Regions from separate parts of the Mus musculus genome. Here region 2 is linked to region 1. The links are chromatin contacts, found by Hi-C in ENCODE. All regions are on one chromosome and are shown on one strand. Each heading gives the region's core, a stretch centred on a gene start or an enhancer-like site at or near the end of the contact. The rest is flanking DNA. Distances are from core to core; before and after follow the strand shown. Region 1 holds the start of Polr2m (polymerase (RNA) II (DNA directed) polypeptide M). Region 2 holds the start of Tcf12 (transcription factor 12).

Region 1 (4,517 bases), core at 1,119-3,618:
AGTGTGAGATCTGTGATATTTCTGAAGTGTGTCCAAGCCAGAGTACTTGGGCAAAAGGGCTAATGGCCGGAAATTTTAACGCAAAATGAAACAAAAATTAACCTGTGAGGAAGTGCTGGAACAGCTGGAGCTCACAGACAGTGCCTGTGCAGTGAAAACCAATAGAGGCACTGTGTACAGATTGGTGACTTCTTAGAAATTAAATATTCACTTACCCCATGGCTTCTTAAGAAGTTAAACATCCATTTACCCTAGAATGAGGCAGGATAGAAAGAGGGGGAAAGCTATGGCGACGGGCAGGAAGGGAAAGAATCCTCTCACCCCAGAGTCTTGTTGAAGTCTCTTGCCAGCTGAGAAGCAAGAACTCTAGCACACCTGCTTCAAAGGCTGCTGGCAGAGATCCCTTTCACAGAGAGGACTTGCTGTTAAAATAGCAGTGAGCCAGACTTAAGTCCTGGATGTGTTCTGCTTTGAGCGAGTCCTTATTTCTTCCCTAGACATTTTTCTGGGATTTCAAACAAGGCTGTTAACTGTGTTTACAGTGAAGGTGTTCTACCTTCCTGCATCCCTCTGATCTATATTTTCACCTTATCAGTTATAATCTTGTCAGTGTATGTGAGGGAGCTCAGTAAAGAAACTGCCAACATGACTGCTCTGTTATTAGGCTTGGGATTTTTCATTGTGGAATAAGAAAGAGAAACCATCCAGAGGCATCGGAAGGGTCCAGAGCAGAGAGAAAAAGCAGATTGGACATGATTGGGGTAGGGATACAGCAGAGGGGAAGAGAATAATGGAAATAGCAAGAGATAAGTTATAGTGAGAGAGCACAAGAGAAGTGTGGAGTGAAGAAACCACATGGATTAGAAGTAGGAAGATCAGCTGTAGGGAGGACTCCTTCTGGGGATGGTAAAAACACCTCACAAGTTCTTGAAGAATATTGGCTTTTATCTAATCACCAAAAATTCTTCTATCTTCCAAAATGAGTTCATATCTGATATATGGGCTTCCTGAAACCTAACTGTCCAGAACTAACTACATGCTGTGGTCTCTTAGATCTCTTAGCAATGCTTCAAAGATAATTGTTTCGAAGTCCATCAGGTATAAGTGTTATAAAAACAATGAAATGTGACTCTCCCTGAGAAGCCCATGCCCATCTCTGGGTATATGTTCCATTTGAGCACTTTTATATCTCTGAACACTCATACTTAGGCCTGTATGAAAATATTTTTTATTAGACTCCTATTCTCCTAGTCCTGAATATTTTCAGCATCAAAGTTACAAACCCTGGTTTGAAATCCCTAAAAGATTAGAGGAATTTCTCAGGCCGTGGAAGTCAAGAGTGGAGCCGTTCTTCCTTTCTATTCCCTTTGTTAATATGGCTTAATAAGCCCACTCTTAAGAGAAATGAGAGTTTATGTTGACATGAACATCTATTAAAAATGTTGACAGTGACTTGATCTGTGATCATTAAGAACTGAAAACAACTCAAATATCCTTCAGCATAAACACACAACTCACAATGCAATACTGCCTAGCAATAAAAAAGGGGCAGGGCAGCAAAGCCCGAATCAGAAACTGTCCAACTACTTGCCAAAGACGCTGTACTATTTTGCATCCTCTGCTCCCCCATTAGCAGTCTGTAGGAATCTCAGTCGCTCTTCATTATTTCCAACAGTTGACATGGTCGACCTTTCTAATTCCTGATATTCTGACTTGCTCAAATATTCAAATCTTGTTTTGTTTGAGACAGAGTCACTTTGCAACCTCGAATTCACTATGTAGATCAGGCTGGCCTTGAACTCAGTCAGCCAGACTTAAAGGCATGCACGACCATACCTGACTATATTGTTTCTAATATGCATTTTATTATAGCTAGCTATATTGGTCACTTGTTATTTTTTGAAGACTAAATTATGTTAATGTGTGTGTGTTTGTGCGCAGGTGTCTGGAGAAGCCAGAGTTTGTGAAGTGCCCTGGAGCTGCAGTCTAAAGGCATTTGTAAGCTACCCAACAGGGGCACTGGTACCCAAACTCTGGCATACTGCAAAAGCAGTATGCCCTCTTAGCCACTGAGCCATCATTATAACCCCGTTATTTATTTTAACTGTGATTAATGTCCATTCAGGAATCCCTGTAAATTTTTTGTCCAAAACTTTGATTGCTTAATCGTAGATGCGACGCTCTATTACTTTCGTCATATTTTACTTATTAGAAGTGAGTTTGTAAGTCTTTGACTTGAGTGTCCTATATTTCCCAGTGCACAGGCGAAAAGCCGGGAAAGCAAAAGGCCCATCCAGAGAAAGCCCGCCAAACCCAGACGCCTTGGCGGTGATGTAACTTCCGCCCCTGCACGCTTCCTCGGGCGTCCCCTCGTCCTGGCCTGTCCGTTTCCGGCATTTCAATAAAGCTCCCTTCGGCTCGGAGAAGCCGTGCTCTTCCGGGAAAATGGCGACTCCCGCTCGCGCTCCAGAGTCGCCGCCGGCCGCGGAGCCAGCGCCCGCCGTGGGCCCCGCCGGGGATCCCTGCCCGCCGCGCCAGCCGCAGCCCGTGCGCAATGTTCTCGCTGCCCCGCGGCTTCGAGCCCCCAGCTCCCGAGGACTTGGGGCGGCAGAGTTCGGCGGAGCTGCGGGAGAGGTTGAGGCGCCAGGAGAGACTTTTGCGCAACGAGTAAGCGGTGGCCCTGGGGTCGCGGTTGCGGGGGATCGGGATCAGGGAACAGGCTCTCAGGGATCGGGATCCGGGGACTTGGTCTCCCGCCCCGCCCCGCGGCCTGGCGCGCGAAGGTGACCTTGCGTGGCCAGGCCTCCCGAGCCAGGCCTGTCCTGTGCGCGGGCATGGCTCCATGCTGCCCGGCCCTCACTCGGCAGCCGCGCCTGCTCGATTTCATGTTCGCACTACAGCTTTGAACGAGCTCCGGTACCAAAGCCTCTTGATCGGAACGTGTGGGATTTCCTTCTCTCTATCTGAAGCCCCACTCTTTCCCCAACCATAGATTTGGAGAGCGGGCTGGAAAGTTTGGTTCATGCGTAGTGGGGAGAAGATGATAGCTGATTGCCTAAAGGCAGCTTTGTTTAGGAACAGGATTGAAGGAAGACGCCAAAAGGATATTTTCTGAGAGGTTTTTTTTTCAGCAAGGAGGGAAAAATGGACCATGAAGGCAATCGAGGGATTGGGGGAACTGGTGTAATAATTTGGAGACAAATATATATTAATAGTTAACAGGTGGTTGAAGTTTCTGGGGAGCAACAAAGAATAATGGGAAAATTGGGAGAGAGGGATGGATTTTAGGTTAATTTTTTATTTTGGGCGTATTCAGTTGAGGGAGTAATTGCAGGCATTTAGTTAATTAAAAGCCAACCGATTAAAACCCAGAGGAATGAGTATTAGGCACAAGAGAGAGAAGGCTGAAAAAAACCGAGAGGAACTCAGTTGCAGAGAGGCATTAATACTGTTGAAAACGTGGGAATAAATGTATCAGGAAAAATAGAGGACCCAAGGTTTAGCCCCCTTCTCCTGTTTGTTATATAACCAAGGAAAAGAACCAGAAAGGGAATTTTTGTCACTGAGGGAAAGGAGCCAATGACCATTTGGCAGGAGGGGTTCCTACTAGAAACAGGTAGGTATTTTGACTTTTCAAGATTGGGTTGTTAATTTTAGCAGTGAATTAACCTTCTGGTCTTGGAACATTTTTATACTCTTTAAGAGTTATTTGGCATCTCAAAGAACTCCTGTTTATATATGCTGAGTCTAGAAATATTAGCAGTTTGCCAGAAGCAACTGAGAATTCTTTCAAACACAGAACCACATAAGCAAGTCCATCTTCCTTTGTAAGATAGTGATGTTATCCCATTATGTAACCTCTGGCATTCCTCAGTTCATCGGGGTTCAGAGACCATGGCTTAAAACCCACTGGTCCTTATCATATATTTATTGTACAGGCTAACCATGTTTTCCTAAGTGCTTAAGACCATTATTTTATATTTTTAGGAGGCTTGGAATGTATGGGTAGAGTTAAGACCCAAATTTAAATATAAGTTTCAGTTGTTTCTTACACATGGCTTGAAGGTAATTTTATACCATGTTCCTTATAGCTTGGGGGGGCGGGTTGAGGGGTTCAAGACAGGGTTTCTCTGTGTAGCCCTGGCTGTCCTGGAATTCACTTTGTAGACCAGGCTGGCCTCGAACTCATAAATCCGCCTGCCTTTGCCTCCCAAGTGCTGGGATTAAAGGCGTGCGCCACCACGCCCTGCTCATAGTTTGGGTTTTGACTACACCTCATCATCCTGTGGTCAGGTGTGAAACTTTCCACCCTGAGAGAATTTCATTTCCCATTCAGAGCACTCCCTTGGGGGAGGGGTTAGAATAATTTTACGTGTTTGGTTATTGTCTTAAGCCAGATTTTTTAAAAATCAAAAAAAATTTTTTTTAAACTTTTAAGAGCCAGCTTTTCTTTGATTCCATTTTGCCTTTTAAATACTGTGTTCCCCATGTTTAAAAACATGCCTGTAATATGTATG
Region 2 (4,711 bases), core at 1,390-3,889, 630 kb before region 1:
CATTTATTTACTTTGTGTGTATGTGTGTTAGTGCATGAACAACATACTATAGAATGTACATAGAAGTCCAAGGACAACTTTGGGATTTGGTATCTCCTTCAACCATGTACTTCCTAGGGATAGGACTCAGGTGGGGCCAAGACAAAAAACAAAAGTAAAAACAAAACCAACCAACTAACCAACCCCAAAATTATACAACAACAACAACAACCACCCCCACCCTCAAACCCAAGAAACAAATCAACCCACTTTGGGTTATGCAATATACCCAGCCCTAAAGCTCCACTTTCAATATTGAGTCTTCCATATTTTTCAGGAATAGATTTGGCCCATTATTGATGGGAATATTATTTCTTTATTTAGAAACACACAGATACCATTTGAAAGTATAAAAAATTTCATCCTCTAATTTCAAAATTCTAGCTCTCTTTTAAATAAAGCCACATGTACAGAAATATATTTACATATTAAGTAACTATAATAGAATGACTTGATATAGCTTAAAACAGAAGAAATAAATTCAGGTTACCATCAAGTCTAGTATCCTGGATACAATGCTAGGTGCTTATCAGTACCAACCCACAAGGAACTCACAATCTAATGACAAAACAACACACAAAATAAAATTGAATTTTCCACAATAGATATGAAAACCTTCCCCAGTCAGACTTTCAAAGTGAATCCTCTGATGTCCTCTAAAATAGCTGTGTGAGCAGTATAAGCTGCCTCTCCTTTGCCTTGGAAACAGCATACATCTCGCATGGTTTCATGCCACCCCTTCTTCTTGTAGTAATTATTTATCTCAATCAGGGGTTTCTACTCTGCTTTTGATCATTCAATTCTCAGACAAAAGACACACAACTTTTATATTTATAATGACCCTTTAATGTACTAGATCTGGTCAGATATCTACCTTCTAAGCTATTATGTCTACTTCCCTATCAATAACCCCGAGTTGTAACTTGCCACATTTCATCTGGCTGTCCTTAACTCCAAGTGGCCAGCTCTCATGGCCATGTTTTCATGATTCACCTACCCCATGGTGTGCTCTCTTCTCTCTACCTACTACCCTCTCCTCCTGGTTCCTGACTGGGAACCCCAAGCCCAAGAACCAAAACTCTGCCTATCTCTCTTCTGCTCATAGGCAGTGGGTATCTTTATTCACCAATCAGGGATAACTTGGGGACAAGGTTACCTAAGTGCAGATTCTCTCATCCCTGGGGGCAACCAGGCCAGTAGTTAGTATTACAATGCATAGCAGAAGACCAAACCTCAGCATCTTCCCTAGAGATTGTACCACAGAAATATGGCTTTACCAGTTACCTAATCAAATTTCCTGGTTGTTCTGTGACTGCTTTTTGCCTCACTTTTGTATACACCAAATTACGGATAACCAAACCCTGTTCATTTAATCAATGATGCTAGACTTGGCTCAGAACTGTTTGATTTATATTGGAAACATCATCAAAGATCAGATCTCTCCTTGCGAAGACTTTCTTCTTGTCTGTTTGATTTACTCTGGCTAGATCTTGAGTTTGGAAGATGACATTCATTTTTTTTTTTTATAGCATTTGCAAAAATGTTCTCAAAGACTTCAGCAAATTGCCTATTTGTATGTGGGTTAACCATCCGCTAGTCTTAGTTGGAAACGGGATCGTTATCATTTTTTAGGTGAAATCATGCTACTTTGTTTAGGATGGAGACACACTCCACAAGTTGCCAAAGCATGTATGTACCTAAGTGGGACTGGCTTTGGGGGTGAGTAGGCTACCATTAGTTCTGGAATGGTCTATACGGAGGTCCCACATATAAACCTTAATTTGCTTCTCTGGTTGGACAGCTCTGGTTGCAGTAAGTACAGCAATGGCACATTTAACTATCTTCTTTATATGAACTTCTGAGGCCAACGGCTCCTTCTTACAGTCAGGATACTCAAGAGTTGGCCACTGTCTTCAATTCGTTTCTTTGGATGCTTGTCTCGAGTGTTTCTTCTGCTTGGGCCTGGCTGGTCTTCTCTGTGCTCGCAGACCTCAACACAATCACCTTAGCTTCCCCTCAAGTAAACCTTAACTTCCAAGGCCGAATTTTTCCCCTTTTTCTTTGGGGCTTCTTCAGGCCAAGTTCGGAACTTGCTCATCAAGACTTAACTTCCTGGGGCTGTCTCTCTGGTTACAGCAAAGGCCAGGCGCAATCCTTTCCCAGAACTTGGTGTTGCAGCGCGGGGCTCAGGTGGGACGGCACGCTCAGGTGAGCAAGCTGATGAGCGCGGCGTGAGGGGCTTTGCGCTTTTCCCACAGAGTCCGCCCACCACAGCTGCGGCTCCACAGCCGGCCTCGCCTCCCGCGTCCGGCGTGGCTGAGCTCCGGAATGGCTGCGGGTGGCAGATCCAGATGCTGCCCAGCTGCGTCCCCGTCGCGGCACTTCGGGGCGCAGTGAGCTTGAGGAGACGGCCGCCGCCCGCCGTGGGCTTTGTCCGTCCGCCGCTCCGCCCCGCCCCGTGCCTCCCCGCCCCCTCCGCGGTCCCACTTCCTCGGCGCGGGAGGCGGGAGCGCGCCGGGCAGCGAGGGGTTAAGCCGACGCGCTTGAGGCGCGGAGGGATCCGGAGGCGAGCGGAGCTCGGTGCTGAGGCCGCCTCAGCGGAAAAAAAAAAAAATGTCCGCCTGAGGAGACCCACAAGTTCTATCGGGGGGACAGCCAGCCCGCCCGGGGAGCCACGGGCGGCTAAGCCCGAGAGCCGCCCGAGTCGCGCCGACTCAAGCACTCGCGGGGGCCCGAGGCAACGCAGCCGCCGGCGGCGCGTGGGGAGGGGGAAAGCCTGAGCCCGCGCTCCCGGCCAAAGTGAACTTTAATCGGGAAGGTTGGATGCGGAGCCCGGGCGGCAGGTAACCGCGGGCGGCGGGCGGGACGTGCGGAACTCAGGTCCCTTTGTACGGCGCGGAGCCCGGGGCCGCGTCCAAGTTGCGGCGCGCGGCGGGGCGGAGGCGCGAGCTGCGGGGTCCAGGCCCGGGCAGCGGCGCTCGGCCTGCGCGGCGCTCGGGGCTCGGCGCTCGGGGCCGGGGAGCCGCCGAGCCCGCCTCATTGTTCCGCGAGTCCGGGGCAGGGCGGCCCAAGTGGGAGGTGGAGGCCGGGCGGGAGTTTGCGGGGCGCGGACGCGCGTGGGGCGCTCTCAACCAAGCCGGGGACCCCCGCTGGGGACGTCCGGGCCGCAGACGCGGGCCTGCGAGCGGCGCGCTCCCCGCAACTTGTCAGCTCTATTGTTGCTGAGCGAGTGAGTCACTTGGTCTCCGGGTCGCCGCCGCTTTCTCGCTCCCTCGCTGGGCGCGGGCTCGCTCCGTACTCCTCCCCGGGGGCACCCCGAAGCCGAGCCACCTTGGAAACTTGCGGGAGCCACGGAGCCACGCGTGGGCTCCCGTGTCGGAGCGGCTTCCGTCACTGTCCTTCGGGTATGCGTGGGGATCTGGCGTGTCGCTCGGCGCCCCCCACCCCGAGCGCTGCCTCTCTCTCTCTCTCTCTCTCTCTCTCTCTCTCTCTCTCTCTCTCTCTCTCTCTCTCTCTCTCCCTCTCTCTCCTTCTCACGTCGAGCGTCCGGGTGTCCGCGGCTCAGCCTGTCTTCTCTGCCTTAGGACCTGCTAGAAGTGGCTGAAGATGAATCCCCAGCAGCAGCGCATGGCCGCGATAGGGACCGACAAGGAGCTGAGCGACCTGCTGGACTTCAGTGCGGTATGAGAGCTTTCCTCCGCATCTTGGGGTTCTGCTGAGGTTTCCCGAGATCGGGAGCAAGAGAGAAAAGGGGGGAAAGCGACATGGCAGCGGGCAACTCCATCTGCTTTTCAGCGCTAGTTCTCAGGGCTGGAGTCCAGCTCCCCCAAGTTGGACACCTGAACTTTGATGTAATGTCTAGACTTGCAGATTTCAAACTTTAATGCCAGAGGGGTCATTTGATTTAACTAGTTAAAAGAAGAACAATGTAATCATGAGCTCTGGTTGAGTCACTCCCTTCTGATAATTATTAGAGATTTTAGACTTTATATGAAAGAAAAAAAATATTTTTTTTCCTGAAGACTTCTCAGCATTTCCCTCCCCACGACTTCATTTAGCCTGTGGTACCTGAGAGATGCCAGCTTCAAAAAAGCCAACCCCAGCGCTAGAATTCCCAGCCTTGTGAGCTGACTGCTTTAAGTATACATATGCCGTCTGCATATGTAATATGGAAAATGATTTAAAAATAAAAGGTGAAGCTATAGAGCCCATTGCCCTTATTTCTTACTAATGGATTGAATTTCAACGTTAACTGCTCCTAGAAGGCAGGGCCAATACCTGCTGTATTAGAACTGTTATTATCTTTCCTGTATGTGGTAATTTCATCGGACATGATTCTGATTGCAAGTGCTTATTAAGTAATGTTAATGTAATGAGAATCACTTAGGGCCAAAGTGAAGATCATGGGTAAAAATTTACTGTTTAAACTTAATTATCTTGTAATCTTGCCTGTGGCTGGGTTTTCATAGCAAATGTCACCGGTTCTCTCAAGCAATATTAGTAAATAATATCACTTGTTATTGCCAGCCTTGGTCTGAATGGGTCTTCCATTTTTATTTCAAATTCTCTATGAAAATTAGGAACCTAATTGATGACACTTGGTGAACTTTTCTTTGCAAGGAATATAGAAGAATTTTAAGATTAATAGGTACATTTGGGTTATTTTGCAGAT

The links. Hi-C counts contacts between places; a loop is a spot of excess contacts on that map.
Region 2: a map of T-helper 2 cell shows a loop between it and region 1 (4-fold over the local background). The contact joins the promoter of Tcf12 here to the promoter of Polr2m in region 1. A Hi-C loop is called at or near these places in 2 of 37 maps with a recorded cell type or tissue (T-helper 17 cell and T-helper 2 cell).

The regions. Positions count from the first base shown.
Region 1 is chr9:71,483,834-71,488,350 of GRCm38, reverse strand. It overlaps Polr2m (polymerase (RNA) II (DNA directed) polypeptide M), which reads left to right and starts at 2,368. Exons shown (of 4, transcript NM_178602.3): 1 at 2,368-2,667. The coding sequence starts at 2,555.
Region 2 is chr9:72,109,747-72,114,457 of GRCm38, reverse strand. Tcf12 (transcription factor 12) reads left to right here and starts at 2,639. Exons shown (of 21, transcript NM_011544.3): 1 at 2,639-2,882; 2 at 3,624-3,720; 3 at 4,710-4,711. The coding sequence starts at 3,646.